Regions from separate parts of the Homo sapiens genome. Here region 2 is linked to region 1. A link is an interaction called in ENCODE POLR2A ChIA-PET data of the cell type or tissue named here. Cell type or tissue: HepG2. All regions are shown on one strand. Each heading gives the region's core, and the rest is flanking DNA. Links, peaks and the distances in the headings are about the cores only. Region 1 overlaps LOC105376380 (a long non-coding RNA gene). Region 2 overlaps ASB13 (ankyrin repeat and SOCS box containing 13).

Region 1 (8,328 bases), core at 3,941-6,440:
TTTAACCTCCTAAAAAAGGAAATCTCCAGGCCCAGATGGTTTCCCTGGAGAATTCTGGATTGCTTCCAGGTTTGGGCTATTACAAATAAAACTACTACACACGCTGTGTACAGGTTTTTAAACAAATACGAACTAAGGATAAGTGCAACAACCTAGATGGGTCTTAGTGAATTATGTAGAGTGAAAAAAGCCAGTCCCAAAAGGTTTCACACTATATGATTCCATTTATAACAATCTTGAAATAACAAAATCATAGAGATGAAGAATAGGTTAGCTGTTTCCTGGGATTAAGGTGAGAATGGCACAGGAAGAAAGGGGGCATGGCTATAAAAGGGCAACACAAGTGATCCTTGCAGTGGTGAAAATGTTTTGTTGCTTGACCATATTAAGGTCAATGTCCTGGTTGCTGTCTTGTACTACAGTTTTGCAAACTGCTCCCATCTGGGGAAATTGGTGAAAGATACACAGGATCTCTGCATTCTTTCTTAAAATTCTTTCTTAAAAGATAAAACATTTAATTTTTAAAAATTAAAATAAAATGGAAATCACACTAAACATACATTTGTATTTTATAATTTTTAATATTTCATGAGCATTTTCTCATTGTCTAAAATATTTTTATGTATTATATTTTTTGATTTCTTTATACATCAACTATGGGTGTACTATAATTATTTGATTATTTCTTTTCCTTATGAGCTTGGATTGTTTCAAATTTTTTTATTATTATGAAAACTGATGAGAAGAACTTCCTGGTGCCCTTTTTTTTTAGAAAAAAAATTGTTGAGATATAAGTCACATACCATGTAATTCACTCATTTAAAGTGTACAGTTTAACATTTTAAAAATAATTCAGTGTTGTACAACCCTCACCACAATCTAATTTTAGAATATTTTTGTTCTGCTAAAATAAACATCATACCCATTAGCAATGAATCTGCATCTTCCCAACTTTCCTACTCCAAACTTAAGCAACCCTACTCTACTTTTAGCTTTACAAATTTGCCTATTCTGGATTTATATAAACAAAGTCATAGGATGTGGTCTTTTGTGCCTGGCTTCTTTCACTTAGCGCAGTGTTTTCAAGGGTCATCCATGTTGCAGCAAATATCACTACTTCATACCTTTTTACAGCAGAATAATATTCTACTATATGGATAGATCATATTTTATTTTTTCAATAGTGGTGAATATTGGGGTCTTTTCACTTTTCAGTTAGTATAAATAGTACTGCTATAAACACATACAATTTTTCTGTGTGGACACATGTTTTCATTTTCTTGGGCTTACACCAAGAGTGGAATTGCTGGGTCATACGGTAACCCTATGTGTAACTTTTTAACCTGGTGCCCATTTCTGATTATTTCTTGAAGACACTGTCCTAGAAATGAAAATAATTGGTCAAAGCCCATAGTCACCTTTATGGTTTCTGATTCATATTGCCAAATTACACATCTAAAAATTGTGCCAACTTCTGCTCTCACTGTCGTGCAGGACAATGCTTTCATGGTACAATTATGAACTCCAGAAGGTCTCCATGATCTGATCCTCTGTCATCTGATCTCAGTTTGGGTCCACGGGACTCACGAGGCAGCCCCCTCCTTTTCTAGATCAGGCTTTGTGAAGCAGCCAGAAGACCTGGTTCTCCCAAGCCTGCTACTTGCTGGCCATGTAACCTTGAGCAAGTTATTTCCTCCTCTGCAAAAGGAAGACAATACCCTCCTGCCTACTTCACTCAGACGTTCTGAAGATCGATGTAGCAATGTGGTGTAGACATGCTTTTGTAACGTGGACACACCCAGACAGGAATAAGTCTTGTCCAGGGAATATTTTTTGACAAACACTGCTTAACTGGTTTGTCCTCTGAGTGTCACAACTTTTGGCAGAACTTGGTAGTTGGAGGTCAGTGGTTGGCTGGTTCAGGTATATCTACTTTCACAGAACTTGAGAACAAACAAATTTTTTTCTCATATGAATTTGACTGCACTGCATGATTTTGATGTGTTATTTATTAAGCTGAACAACACACACACACCCACGTACATGTGCACACACACTACCACCAGTGGCCAAGTCAAGGAGGGACAAAGAAGGTGAAGGTGCCCTTGAATCTATTCTTCAACAGTGAAGTTTTTGTTCTTACTGATAAAAGTTCTTCCTTCCATTGAAATGAAACTCTCCCCCCACAGAAATTCTCATCAGTAGTCTTTGCTTGGCCCTCAGTCCTGTGGCCATGCCCCATTGCAAAGTTTTTCTCTAAGACTCTTCCCACAAGCCCAGTGCCTTCCTCTGCAACCAGGAGGACAGTGAGGTCCCCCTGGCCAGCTGATGGCTCCACACCGAGCCCAAGGTGACCTGTGCCTGTTCCCTGGTCAGCATGCTGGCATCTGTACTACTGGGCATTTTTCCATTGGTTCATGGGAGGTCCTGCCTAACTGTGGGATGATGAGAAGACAGAAGAGGCCACTATGACCAGAGGTGGGCCAGTGACCTGGAATCAGGGCTGGCTGTGGCCTCACTGGGTGCTGATGAGCATCTGGCCTGGGGCCTGGGAATGAGATCCCACCAGATGGTCCCCAAGGAGCTGTGTGTGTCCAGTGGAGAAGGCCTGTATCTTACTCAACTTTCTTTGCTAGACCCAGAAGGTTTATTTGAGAGGGGAAGATATTTAATTAAGTAAGATTAGCTGCTAGGTAGTAACTGCCTCCTATGTTCCAGCACTGTACATAGGTCATCTTTAATCCTCACAGCAATCTCCCAAGTAGGCATCACCACCCATTTCTCAGATAAAGAAACTGAGACTCTGCGAGGTTAAGTCACTTGCCTGAGCCCATAAAGCTAGGGCCAGCAGAGCAGCCTTTGCAGCCAGGTCTCACAGACTCCAAAGCCCACACTTTCCTCATTTCATGATCACACTGTCTGTGAGCTGGAGCCCCACACCCAGGGCTGCCCTAGCCCGCTGTGCAAAGGGTCAGCCCAGCAAGAATGGAGGTTCCCGGAGCCAGCAAGGACCCTGCCCAGGGCTGGGTTCAAAGCACCAGCTTTAACAGCTGTCGGAGGGAAAGCAGTGAGCAAATGTGCTCAGTGTCTCAGTCCCAAAAAGGTGGATATGGCCGCGCCCACCTGAGCCGGAGTCCCTCTCCCAGTCCCTGGGTGGCTTGGGCCTTCTTGTGTTTGTTCTGGCTTCTCGCCTTCTCCCCTCTTCCCCTGCAAAGCCCTTTGTGTAATGGGTTTTCCCTTCCAACTCAATCTCAAGAATTGTTTAGCCAAGGAGGGCCCTTGAGTCTCTCCCTGGGTGTTTGTTTTTGTTGAGAGGAAGCGCTAGTTATGAGTCAGTCCACCAGCAGCATATCCGAGAGCAGGCCCAACGCGGTGGGGCGCGTGCTCTGCTGATCCGCAGCCATCCGGGTTCAGCCCAGCCTGGCCAGCAGCTGCGGGTCACCAGCCAGAGCCATCACAGGGCGGGTTGTTAGGAGCAGTGTGTGGCAGGCATGACCCTCCTGGTGGGGGACAGAGGGGACGGTCCCCAGGGAAGGGAGCCACAAGGCAGACCACAAGCTGGACAGAAGTCAGGAACGCAGGCTGAGGAAAACCATTGCAGTTCTGTTCTAGGAGCCCAGAATGCCAGAGCCAAGGACACCCTCCTGAAAGACAGTGCAGCCAACAGAGGCATGGCCCCACCTGGGCAGGAGGGTGCCGGCCGGCTGAAGGTACCAGTGGGCTGATCTACCTGAGGGACTTGGCAAGGCTAGAGGAGTCAAGGCCAACCTGCAGCTCTGGGCGTCCTAGAGCACATGCCAAAGGCTGTCCAACCATTCGGAAGACCAAGCAGCACAGCGTTGTCACCACACACAAAGTCACAGAAGCCTCCCTCTCCAGGTGTGTGATGACCATGAGGACTGGCCCTGGTTCTTCCTGCGGGCCTCACCTGTGTAAAGAATGTCTGTCTTCTATCTACCACCCTCCCAAGGATGCAGTTGAAGGAAAAAGAAGCATAAGACAGATTTTCTGCCCTCCAGAGATGTGGACTAAAAATCGGAATGAAAACATGGATGCACAAAACAGACAACAAGGCAACGCTTTCCATTGTTAACGGTGTGAGTTACAGAGCAGCAGTGTGGGTCAGCGCCTGCTCAGCCAGAGCTGAGTCTTCTCCTGCACTTCAGCACCAGCCCTGCCCACACAAAGTCCTGGGCATCGCACTGCACCAGGAGCTCTGACATGAACAATGCCCAGTGATATTTCACAATCACCCCGCCCTTTTATGTTTTGTCTGTCCTTCTGGGCAGGTGCGGGCTGGGCACTGCCCTGCCTGCTTTTAACAGATAAAGAAATGAGCCCAAAGGAAGAAAAGCTCATAAATGTTCACAACGTCACCTGCTGAGTCAAGGCACAAACATCTGACATTCTCCCCTCTCTGGCTGCCAAAGGAGAGAACTGGGCCTGGCTGGTTAGTTCCACCCCATGAGAGCCCCCCAGAAATGCCCACCTAAGAGACTGGTTCCCCTGCCCATGAGCCTGCCCCCACCTAGCCCAGCCACCTAAGAACACACAGGCTTTCTCCAGCAGCCAGTGTGTCTGGGAGGAGGAGACCTTTTCTTTTTGGCCCACTTGCTGGTTTCTCTCAGCACAGCTGGGCTCAGTGACACTGGATTTTGGGCATTACAAGCACGAGTCTTAGAAGCAAAGGCATAATTGCCCCCCACAGGCATTGTTCCATCTGCTGGAAGAATGAATCAATAATATTGTATTAACCCCAGAAGCAGGGCTGCCATGTTCAGTCTGACAGGTTGCACACTGCACAACTGCAGGGGGGCACCAGCCACATAGTGACCTGCCTGGAAGAATTTATAATTTAATGAGGACAAACAAATCTTAGCATAGATCTCACTGTACTAGAGACAAAAGGGTTAGAATCAAGCAGACTTTTCCACAGCTAGCACTAGGGATGACAGTAAATGACAACAGGCTGGGTACGAGGGGCTTGGTCCCAAGCCCAGCTCAGACAGCAACTAACTGACCTTTGGCAAGAGCCTCGGTCACATCACTTCCAACAAGAAAAAGCACAGGAAAGCCCTGCGGGAGCGTCTAACTTAAGTACTAGGTAGCATCATTTTAAAAGTGAAACTCTGGCTGGACTAACAGCCCTTAGCCGTTCCTTCTGGCTGGGCCGTGGTGCAATTTTTTGATATAACAGGTGGGATCACCAGGGGCAGAGGACTCAGAGATGGGGGAGAGCAGGAAGAGTGAGCTGGGTGAGCCCTGCCCAAACACTCCAAGAACACGGAAGCAAACACACGCCCTTCGACCACTTCGCTTATTTTTTTCACCCCCTCTCAGGCCGGAACAAAGAGCCTTTTTGTGAGTTTAATGGTGTCTGACTTACTCAGCAAACTTTTCTGTCTCCTTTGCTGTGAGGAAAAAAACAAAGCTCTCTGTCCGGTTTGTTAGGTTCCTTTGAAGAGCTTGCTGCTTGGGTTTAGGCAAACAGGAACCCAGCTGGCACCGCCCTGGTCAGGGCGCTTTCTGGGAGACTTTCCCCAGGCCTCGTCTGGATCCGGGCTGAAGAGGGGGTGGAGAGAGGTGGGCACAGAACAAAGGGTGAGGGCACCTAGCAACCTTCCAGGACAGGTGTTACAGCTGATGCTCCTGAGCAAGCTCTACCTAAAGGAGTTCATTGAATCCTCACCACCCCTCTGAGGGAAAGGACCATGTCCCCACTGCCTGGATCAGGAAACGCAGACTGGCCGAGGTCAAGGACTTTGCCAGCGGTCACACAGACAGGGAGTCCACCCCCAACACCTTTACTCTTTCCACTCACTGAGTCCACCCCCACCCCAGAGATCCCCCAGCCTTCGCTCATCCTTTCCTCATCCTCCCAGAACCCAGGATCTGCAGAGCAGGAAGTTCAATAGCCAGGCCTGATGTCGTTAGTCAGTCCTGGGGACAGGCATCCTTTCCTGTCCCCTGTGAGTTCAAATTCCAACTCAAGCAACATACAAACGCCAAACTCAGCTCACACCTCCGGCTCTGAGCTGCAGGGTCCACTTGTGGGGAAGGGGAGACAGCCCAGCTCCCTCCCTCCCTCTCCCTTATCCACACACATACACACACTTGCACACACACAAAGACACACATGCACATGCATGCACACACACACTCGTGCACACACACACGCCTCCTGGCATGCCACAGGGAGATAACGCACACAGCCACCTCCCAGTGACCACAGAGCTCTATCTCAGGGTGACGTCACCTCATACACAGCTCCCAGTTCACTCTAAGTGATTCATCGAGGGCGTAAACTCTGAGGGCGATGGAGGCATCAGGGTACAGAGATGAAGTCAGTTTAGTGCCATTTCCTATCCATGGGCTCCCCAGAAGTAAGAGAGAAAGGAAGGAAGGCCTTTTAAAAGTCCACATTGGAGCCAGTGACTTGTGGCTTTCCCTTGCAGAAAAGAAACTTTGGCAACAGCTAGTAGTCATCTTCTCCTGAGCCCGCCAATCTCACAGCCCCCTCCACACACACACACACACACACACACACACACACACACACACACACAGAGCTGCAGCTGCAGCACTGCCTAGCTGGCCCCCAAACACTGTAGCGCTGAACAGACCAAAGATGGAGACACTAACTGTGATCATCATAACCAGTGTGCACTGAACACTCAGCACGTGCCAGGCTATGCTAAGCCCTTTCCATGTGAAAAAGAAATTTCCACTTGATTCCCACGACAACTCAACAAGGTAGGAACTGTTAAAAGAAAACTTTAGACGAATTAAATTTAAATTAATCTAGCAATCAATTGAGTTTCATTTGAAATGAATTGAGTTTAATTAAGCAAAGGATTCATGAAGTGGGCAGCCCTCAGACCAGAAGAGGTTCCAAGGGCTGAGCTCCACTCCACAGTGTGGGCAGGGAGTGTTTATAGACAGAAAATGGAAGTGAGCTGCAGAGACAGCTCATTGGTCACAGCTTGGTTTGCCGTGTTTGAACATGGACTACTCAGCAGCCACCTGCGATTTATAGAAGCTCAGCTGCTGTGATTGGCTAAGACTCGGCTATTTCTTACAAAAGTACACTCCTAAGCTAGGCCTGCAGTTCATTTGCTGCTAAGGTCGCAGTTGGACTCAAAGTGCAGAGGCATCCTCAGACCAAATTTGGTTTAATTTAACCCTACCATTATTCCCATTTTTCAGATGAGGAAAGTAAGGCTCAGAGCTCGGGTAACGCCTCCAAACTCCCACATCTAGTGAGTGGCAGAAGAGCCGTGGCCAAAACCTGCGCTTTCTGGCCGGAAAGCCCAAGCTCTTCCCCGCTCCAGCGTGGAGCTTCTCTGCCATTTGAACCACCTGTGCTCAGATGACTCTCAGCCCTATCCTGCTCTGCTTGGCCGGGCCCAGAGCCCATCCCATTCCATCTCCTCCATCCCCGCTTCCTTCCATGTTGTCCCCTGCAGCTTCTTGTCTGCACCACACTGTGGAGTCCAGCAAGGTGACTCAGGGAAGGGACAGGAGATGCAGCTACCTCCTGGTTCCTGGAAGCTTCTGACATCCCAGGTGGCCTCTGAAGATCTGCAGAATAGGGTGGGTGTGGGAGCCCAGGTGGAGAGAGGCTGTGGTCAGCTGCATAGTATCACCCCCAAAGATGCCCTCCTCCTGATCCCTGGAGCTTGGGAACACGTGACCTCCCTTTGTGGGGGTGATTGGGTTATGAACCTGGATCTGGAGAGATGACCCTGGATTATTGGGTGCACCAGGAGTCATCCCAGAAGCGCCTTATAAGAGGCAGGCAGGACTCAGCGCTGATGGTAAGAGTCAGTGGAGAAAGAAGTACCTTATAAGAGGCAGGCAGGACTCAGCGCTGATGGTAGGAGTCAGTGGAGAAAGAAGCAATGCCAGGAAGGGGCCTCAAGAAGCCAAAGAGGCAGAAAGATTCTCCCCTGAAGGGTCCGGAAGGAACCAGCCCTTCCAGCACCTTGGTTTGGACTTCCGACCTGCAGGCTGCGGGAGCGACATTTGCGTGGTTTAAACCACTGTGTTTGTGGCAATTTGTTGCAGCCACCCCAGGAAACTAGTCCAGAGAGCACACCAGAACCTCGGGGACTTATTGGCGACTATGCTAGGCGGCTGGGGCGGCCTCAGCAAAATGCCCCAGGCTGCCGGCTTGACCAACAGAGACAGATGCACTCACAGTTACCAGCACTGGCAGGGCTGCTTCCTCCAAGGCCTCTGCCCTCAGCTTGCAGATGGCCGCCCCTTTGCTGCCTCCTTGCACGGCCAGTCCTCCAAGCCACCTGCCCCTGGAGTCACCCTCTGGGA
Region 2 (8,328 bases), core at 1,880-4,379, 110 kb after region 1:
GACATGATAAGAAAAAAAGAAAAAAGAAACTTCCGTGCATCAAAGGGCACAATCAGAGTGAAATGGCAACCCACAGAATGGGAGAAAATATTTGCAAGTCATATATCTGAAAAGGGGTTAGTCCAGAATATATAAAGAACTCCTGCAACTCAAAAACAAAAAAAACAAATAACCAGGTTTAAAAATGGGCAAACGAGTTGAACAGACATTTCTCTAAACAGGATGCACACAGCCACAAACATAAAAAAAAAAGGTATTCAAGGTCACTAATCATTAAAGAAATGCAAATCAAAACCACAATAAGATACTACCTCACACCTGTTAGGATTATCAAAAAAAACCAAATACGTGTTGGCGAGAATGTGGAGAAAGTGGTACTCTTGTGCACTGATGATGGGAATATAAAATGGTCTAGCCACTGTGGAAGACTGTATGGCAGTTCCTAAAAAATGAAACATAGGATATCATATGATCCAGCAACTCCACTGCTGGGCATATCTCCAGAAGAATTGAAAGCAGGGTCTTGAGGAGAGATTCATTTGTACACCCACATTCATAGCAGCATTATTCTCAACAATCCAAGTGTCCAGTGGAATATTATTCAGCGTTGGGAATGAAGGAAATCCTGTCCCATGCTACAACATGGATGAACCTTGAGGACATTATGCTGAGTCAAACAAGCCATTTCTAGGCCAGGCACGCTGGCTCACACCTGTAATCCCAGCACTTTGGGAGGCCGAGGCGGGCAGATCACTTGAGGTTAGGAGTTCGAGACCAGCATGGCCAACATGGGGAAACCCTGTCTCTACTAAGAATACAAAAATTAGCCAGGCATGGTGGCTGTAATCCATGGTGCTTCAGTAGTGCCAGCTACTCAGAGGCTGAGGCACGAGAATCGCATGAACCCAGGAGACAGAGGTTGCAGTGAACTGAGATCACACCACTGCACTCCAGCCTGGGTGACAGAGAGAGACTCTGTCTCAAAAATAAATAAATAAATACGCTATTTCTGGCCAGGTGCAGTGGCTCAAAACTCTAATCCCAGCACTTTGGGAGGCCGAGGCAGGCAATATGGTGAAACCCCATCTCTACTAAAATTACAAAAATTAGCTGGGCATGGTGGCCCATGCCTATAATCCCAGCTACTATGGAGGCTAAGGCAGGAGAATCACTTGAACCCAGGAGGTGGAGGTTGCAGTGAGCCAAAATCGTGCCATTGCACTACGGCCTGGGTGACTTTGTCTGAAAAAAAAAAAAAAAACAAAACCAAATAAGCCATTTCTGAAAAGCCAAATACTGTATGATTCCACTTATGTGAGGTCCCTCGAGTAGTCAAATTCATGGAGATGGAAAGTAGAAAGGTAGTTGCCAGGGGCTTGGGGGAGGAGAAATGGGGAGTTAGTGTTTCATGGGGACAGAATTTCAGTTTTACAGGATGAAAAAGTTCTAGAGATCTGTTACACAAAAATGTAAATGTACTCAACCCTACTGAAGTGGACACTTGAAATGGCTAAGGTGGTAACTTTTGTGTTCTGTGCTCTCTACTACAATTAAAAATAGAAAAAAAAAATTTTTAAGTAACCAGAAGCTGGAGGACCTAGAGCATGGGGGGACTGTCACCCGCAGGCTGTCCTCATAGGAGATTTACAGTGGGGAAGGGAGGGATAGAAGGCTAGAGGACAGCAGGTGCCTGGGGTGCACCTCGTCACCTTTCCTGACACCCCCAAACCACCGATGGCCCTTCCAGGGGGCGAAGAGACCCACTCTCTTCATAAACATCAGCCCCCAGCACCCACCACCACAGAGCAATGTGACTCAGCCCTGCAATGGCAGGGTCAGTGTCCCAGGTGAAAAGAATCGGGAAGGACAGCTTATGGTCACGGACCTTAAATGGATGAGGAGTGAGCACAGGAAATGCTGTCTGTTAGTGAATGGACTGGCCAGGATGGATTGCAGGCTGCTTCCAGCCCCTGTGCCAGGCTCCCTGTGGTGGCAAGACGCCCCCCCTCCCCAATCCCTGCACCCTCTCCCTTGGCGGAGCACCGCCTTGGAAACCCGAGACTCCATGCCGTGCTGGCGAGTTCCCTCCGGGACTCACGTTCTGCCCCTAAATCCCACCCACTGCTGCCACATAATAGGTTGCCCCCTCCCTAATGCAGATGATTGACAAGCCAGTCTGACAGGGCCTGCTCACAAGGGCTCCCTCCTCCAGGGTGGAACCCAGGCAAGGAACAAGGTCCACGACCATGCAGTCACAGGCCCTGTCCCCAGGCTCCCCGTCATGCACACAGCCGTGTCCAGTGACACCAAACTCTACCGACTCACACAGAGTCCAGTGGCTGCAAGTCCCATGCTTTGCGTATGCTGTTCCTTCCCCTGCCTGGAAAGCTCTTCTCAGCCCCATTCCCCACCTTGCTTCCGGCTGAAATTCCTCGACTGAGGGGACCCCTGCTCCTTCAGGAAGCCTCCCGAGCATGCAGCCCACCCCCCCACGCCATCTCCACACTATTGCCCCACCACCAGCTGATCAGCATTCTCCCTTCCCTGGGCCTTCCCTAAGGCCATCCCCTGTCACCTTGGGAATAGTACCACAGCTAGCCAGCCTCCCCACACAGGCTGCTCGTGCAGGTATCTGAATGAATAAGCACTCCCCAGACGCATCTTCCCCTGCCAGACTGAACTTGGACCCCTGCCGCTAGGTTCTGTCCCCTGCTCCACTTTCCAGCCCAGGACAGTGGCCTGAGACCTAACATGATGCTTGCACACTCTGGCCAAGCGGGGGCTCGTGCATCCATTAAATGAAGAACTTGTGTTGCAACAAGAGCCAAGGCTGCAGCCCTGGTGACTCATGACCCAGTCCTGATGGCTGGATTCTACCCACTTCCTCCTCTGCTTCAGGTCAGGGTCACGGTGTTACACACTATGGCTCCTCCTGTTTACCTGCCGCCTGCAGGCCTGAGCTCATGAATAGCCAAGCAAAAGCCTTTGCCCTGAAAACTAGAGTTTCACAGATGTCACCTATGTATCTACTGCAGACTACGGCAGACGTCACCTTGAGAAGGAATGACACGTGCTTCAGAACGTTCTCTCCACTCTTCCACCCACGATACGACCTTACTGGCTAGGACCGTGTGCCAGGTGTGGACCTTTCTGGACCCCAGCTCCTCTTCCCCTCTCTTGCCCCTTTGCTGGGGCCCCGACACCCTCCCATCTAAGGCTGTGCCCTGCCCCAGGACTGACCTGTCCTTTGAGATTAGGAAGCCCTGGCTGAACAGGTCAAGTGGCTCAGGGTCAGCCTACCCTCAGGGAGCAGACTCTACAGGGGCAAGCTGCAGGAACCACCCTGCTCGTGAGTTCAAAGCTCGTCTCACAGCTTACCCTCTCCAAACCTCGGCCTCCTCTCTCCTCAAATGGGTGCTGTGAAGACTGAAGAAAATCGTGCCTGGCCACCTGTAAATGCTGTGAGTAACAGGCACTGCCATGGCTCCAGGATCATTGCTGTCATTATTACCCTACCAGTCCTGTGGGGAGGGCAGGTGCGGGTTCTACCATCTCATCTTTGTTCCATAGCAAGCCCCCCAATCTTGCATTCCAGCTCCAGTAACTCAATCCTTACCTAAGTCGGGTGACTGATTGAGTCTCTGCCCAATTTTTCTGCTCAGTTCCCGGGCCCTCTGAGACCAGAGCCCCTCCATCGCTCCCTGCCTTGCAAGCCACCCAGCAGTGTGCCGGGCCATCTCGCCAGCTGGCTGCTGCACAGCCAGGTTCTGCTGGCCGGAGACCACCAGCAGCTTGAAAGCAGCCAGGATGTGAGTATTTAGACCAGGGAAAGCAGCAAAGCAGACTTTTATTTTTGTTTCTTTTTCTTTATTTTCCCCCTAGGCAGCTGGTTTGCCAGTATCTCCTCAGTCATCCCAGAGCCAGAGCCCCACTCGTTGGGCCCAAGTGGCAGCTCTGTGCCCAGGCCCGGCCACCCCCTAGAGAGCCTGTGTCTAGGAGGCAGCTGGCCTGCTGGCCCCTGCACACTGCAGAGCTGGGCACCTCCAGAGCCCATCCTCCACACTGCCCTGCCTGCACCCACACTGGCGGGCCTCACTTGACCCACACAGGGACTGCAACCATAAAAGCAGCAGAGCCACTTGCCCCCAACCCCGCCCCGCCGAGCCTGGGGCCTCTCCAGGGTCAGGGCCCACTCCAACAAAGAGCATTCTCAAATGCCACCAGGGACACCTTCCAGACAAAGCTGATCCAGTAGCATGCTGGCTTTGAATCCAGGTCAAATACCCAAGATGCACCTTTTTTCCTATTTTGTTTTCTTATTGTTTATTTATTTATTTTTGAAACAGGGTCTCGCTGTCACCCAAGCTGAAGTGCAGTGGTGTGATCAGGGCTCACTGCAGCCTCAACCTCCTAGGTTCAAGTGATCCTCCCACCTCAGCCTCCCAAGTAGCTGGGACTACAGGCCCATGCACCACCACCACACTGGATAATTTTTGTATTTTCTGTAGAGACAGGGTTTCACCATGTTGCCCAGGCTGGTCTCAAACTCCTGGGTTCAAGTGATCCTCCCGCCTTGGCCTCCCTAAGTGCTGGGATTACAGGCATGAGCCCCAGGCCCAGCCCAGAATGCACTCTTAAATGTTGCTGGAGTCAGAAATTTTGTTCCGAGTAAATCACCAAGGGGAGTCTGGGGTCCTGGCTGCAGAAATGTCATTTCTGCGTCAAAAACAACCAGCAGCCTCTGTAAGAAGCCCTCCCTGCAAAACCCCAGTAAGCATTCTTGAAATGGTGAGGGTGGGCCCTCCACCCTGACCCACCCATAAAGCCGGGCTGGGGCGGGCGAGCACACACTTGGGGAACCCACCCTGGAAGAACCAAGGCAGGCACCGGAAGCCCCCAGGGAGGGTTTTCTGATGCTGCTCTCAATGGGCTCATCCTCAGCTCTCAGGGAAAAGTCAAGAGTCCTGAGTGACATAGCCCCCCAGGGTCCCAGAAAGCTAAGGATTCATGAACACGCGCTGACTGTCAGAACTGAAAAGGCCTTAGAAATGCTGGACGATGGGCTGGGCGCAGTGGCTCACGCCTGTAATCCCAGCACTTCGGGAGGCTGAGGCAGGCGGATCACCTGAGGTCAAGAGTTCGAGATCAGCCTGGCCAACATGGCAAAACCCCATCTCTACTAAAAATACAAAAATTAGCTGGGTGTGGTGGCATGCACCTGTAATCCCAGTAATAATCCCAGCTACTCAGGAGGCTGAGACAGGAGAATCGCTTGAACCAAGCAGTGGAGACTGCAGTGAGCTGAGATCGTGCCACTGCACTCCAGCCTGGGCGACAGACTGAGACTCTGTCGAGAAGGGGGGGGGAGGGGAGGGGAGGGGAGGGGAGGGGAGAAGAGAAGAGAAGAGAAGAGAAGAGAAGAGAAGAGAAGAGAAGAGAAGAGAAGAGAAGAGAAGAGAAGAGATGAGATCCTGGATGATTAACACTCCCAGAAAAAGCCAAATGTAGCATCCATTCATCTCTGCCTGCTGTCCAAACCACACACAAGTGACGGTAAGGGAATAAAATGGGGGCTAAATCCACAAAGACAAAGAGACCACAGAGGAAAAGATAAATGAAGGATCTCATGGTGACAACTAAAGACAGTGTACGTGACAACCCCAGCACAAAGAGGGTGCCTAACGCATGGCACTTAACCACTATCACCAAATTTTAATAGCGCAGCTCAAATTTCAGTTTTAGTGTCCTTGAAACCCAAGGAAAAAAAATATGGATCTTTATTTTTCTATGTAGAAACTCCCACTTACAAGTCTGGGCTCAGTGTTTTGTTGCTACAGTGATATTTTTCAACCATGTCTTTTTAAATGTTTTCATTATGAATCCCCAAAATATAGTTTGTCGGTAAACTTGAGGTCAAACAGCAGACTGATTTTAAGATGTGTTCAATGAAGCAAAAATGCCAGTATTTGCCTTCTTAGAGGGACAAAATGGTCAAAACTCAGTAAGAGTGGAGAAAAGAAAGGGAAAGAATAAATGAAAGCAGAAGACAAGGAGAAAAGAGGTGAAAATAGGTGGGCTAAGGAGTAAAGGAACTGGGAGAAAGGACCGAAGGTGTCAGGAGAGCTTGGTGAATAACAGGCATTTCCTTCCACCTGCAGGACGCTAAAACCACACTGGATTCGCTGCATTATCCTTCAATGTCTCCTCCCCTGACTCCCTCATCACTCACCCAATTATCTGCTACCCCGACTCCTCCCTTGCCCCTGGTCCACCCCAAAGGCTATGGCCCAGGGAGCATGGGGAGGGTCCCCCAGTCCCACCCTCAAGGCACTGTGGGAGCTCAGGCCCTGACTCAGGACCCCTGAGCTCTGATCCTGCATCCTCCCTGTCTCAGTTAAGGGACCTGAGGGACGCTTTTCACCCTAAATCACCTAAGCCTCAGTTTCCTTAGGACAGCAGGCAATGTCTCCCAGGGCTGCCGAGTCGAGGAGGAGGATAGAGGTACTGTTTTGCCCATAAACATGCTTCCTAAGCCTTTGTAACTTGCTAATTTCCTCTGATACTTCCATTGGCCCTAAATAGGCTTTTCTGGTGTGTCAACAGGCCCTCTTTGAATTCCTATTTTAGGATAAAATAGCCGCCCACTCCAAGTAACTCTCTACCCTTTAGAAATGCCCTGGACTGCTACCCTAGTGGATTCTCCCTCTCCCCGCTCTGACACTGAAATCAAGAGCGATAGAGCTGTGTTTCTGATTAAACACGGAGGATCTTCTCTGCCCCTCAGCAAAGATCTCACTCAACTGAGAGTACCTGGATGGGGAGACATAAATCCATATAAACAAGTAGAAAACAAACAGGCTGGGGAGTGATTTCCAGACCATCGGGGGAGCTGGAGAGCAGGCTGGTGCAGTGGCTAACCAGGATACAGAAGGCGGGCTTGGCACCCGGGGTTGGGACCAGCAAAGAGCAGGGAATCTGAACTACCCCTGGGAGGGCACTGAACGCAAAGGGATGCGCAAATCCCCATAAACAACAGGAAGACACCCCTGCCCCACCCCCACCCCGGCTTCCCAGAGCAGCAGCAGGCAGAGCTGGAAGACCCAAGGCTGCAGGGCACACGTCTCCAAACACTGAACCAGGAGAGAGAGAACACAGGACTCATTGCTTACCTGAGGGGCCTAAGAAGACTGTCTGGGGATAAATTAGGGATTAGGCATGGAGAACACCGAACCCACAGGTAAACAAAAAGAACACCCGCCATGTCCAAGAAAAGCAAGACATTACACAAAAAGAGAAACATAGTCCCCACATAGCAAGTGGCTCAGCTGCAATATTCACAGTCACAATAATGTCAACACTGAAATCTGATTTAAACAAAAACAATTCTACTGGAGGACCCTGGGGGGAACGTACGGGGGAGTGGGGGAGCAGCCAGTAGGTTAGAGGTTCATCTACCACAGAAGGACGTCCATAGGGAATGCAGAATTTCTTTATTTCTTTATTTATTTATTTTATTTATTTTTGAGACGGAGTCTCACTCTGTCGCCCAGGCTGGAGTGCAATGGCATGATCTCAGCTCACTACAACCTCTGCCTATCAGGTTCAAGTGATTCTCCTGCCTCAGCCTCCCCAGTAGCTGAGATTACAGGTGCCCGCCACTATGCTTGGCTAATTTTTGTATTTTTATTTATTTATTTTGAGACAGAGTTTTGCTCTTGTCACCCAGGCTGGAGTGCAATGGCCCAATCTCGGCTTACTGCAACCTCTGCCTTCCAGGTTCGAGTGATTCTTCTGCCTCAGTCTCCCAAGTAGCTGGAACTACAGGCACCCGCCACAATGCTCGGCTAATTTTTGTATTTTTAGTAGAGACGGGGTTTCGCCATGTTGGCCAGGCTGGTCTCGAACTCCTGACTTCAAGTGATCCACCTGCCTCGGCCTCCCAAAGTGCTGGCATTACAGGCATGAGAGACTGCGCAACAGCCCAAAACCTAAATGTTTTGGTCGCGGTACACCACACATCCAGAATTTGAGGTCAGAATGTTAAAATTGTCTAAAGCTCCTACGGTTCGCCTCTGGTGCTGCTGGAATGGCAGTATTGTTTTGGATCCAACACATTCAGCTTATTCATTACACTGGGAATAAAAAACATCAGCAGAACTTATTTGGGGAGAAATATATTAAATAAAAAATGACAATGTCAAAAATACCAGTGAACCTCAAAAGTTGCGGATTCATTAGTTTAAAATGTGCCTTTCTTCTACAGATGCATTCCATAACAAACGATGCAGAAGACATGCTCAGAAGTGATGCCATGAACAGAAATATTAA

What was found. ChIA-PET counts read pairs that join two places held together with the same protein. Peaks named below come from ENCODE experiments on the same cell type or tissue, not always from the same donor. Only the 100,000 strongest peaks of a DNase experiment are listed, where the experiment ranks them.
Region 2: POLR2A ChIA-PET joins it to region 1 with 7 read pairs; 1 of 35 experiments calls an interaction of 5 or more read pairs at or near these places.

What each region holds. Positions count from the first base shown.
Region 1 is chr10:5,542,801-5,551,128 of GRCh38, forward strand. It overlaps LOC105376380 (a long non-coding RNA gene), which reads right to left. Exons shown (of 4, transcript XR_930611.3): 2 at 8,201-8,328; 3 at 7,844-8,010; 4 at 6,818-7,581. Among named protein-coding and RNA genes, the nearest start is that of CALML3-AS1, 21 kb to the left of the region's middle. RefSeq lists an enhancer at 3,572-4,071. In HepG2, for the core only: no CTCF peak of the experiment used is centred there; DNase peaks (open chromatin) are centred at 4,272, 5,401, 5,921 and 6,261; H3K4me3 peaks cover 1,930 bases.
Region 2 is chr10:5,657,176-5,665,503 of GRCh38, forward strand. The region is part of intron 1 of ASB13 (ankyrin repeat and SOCS box containing 13); the gene reads right to left. Among named protein-coding and RNA genes, the nearest start is that of ASB13, 5.3 kb to the right of the region's middle. RefSeq lists an enhancer at 3,833-4,569. In HepG2, for the core only: no CTCF peak of the experiment used is centred there; DNase peaks (open chromatin) are centred at 2,186 and 2,876; H3K4me3 peaks cover 989 bases.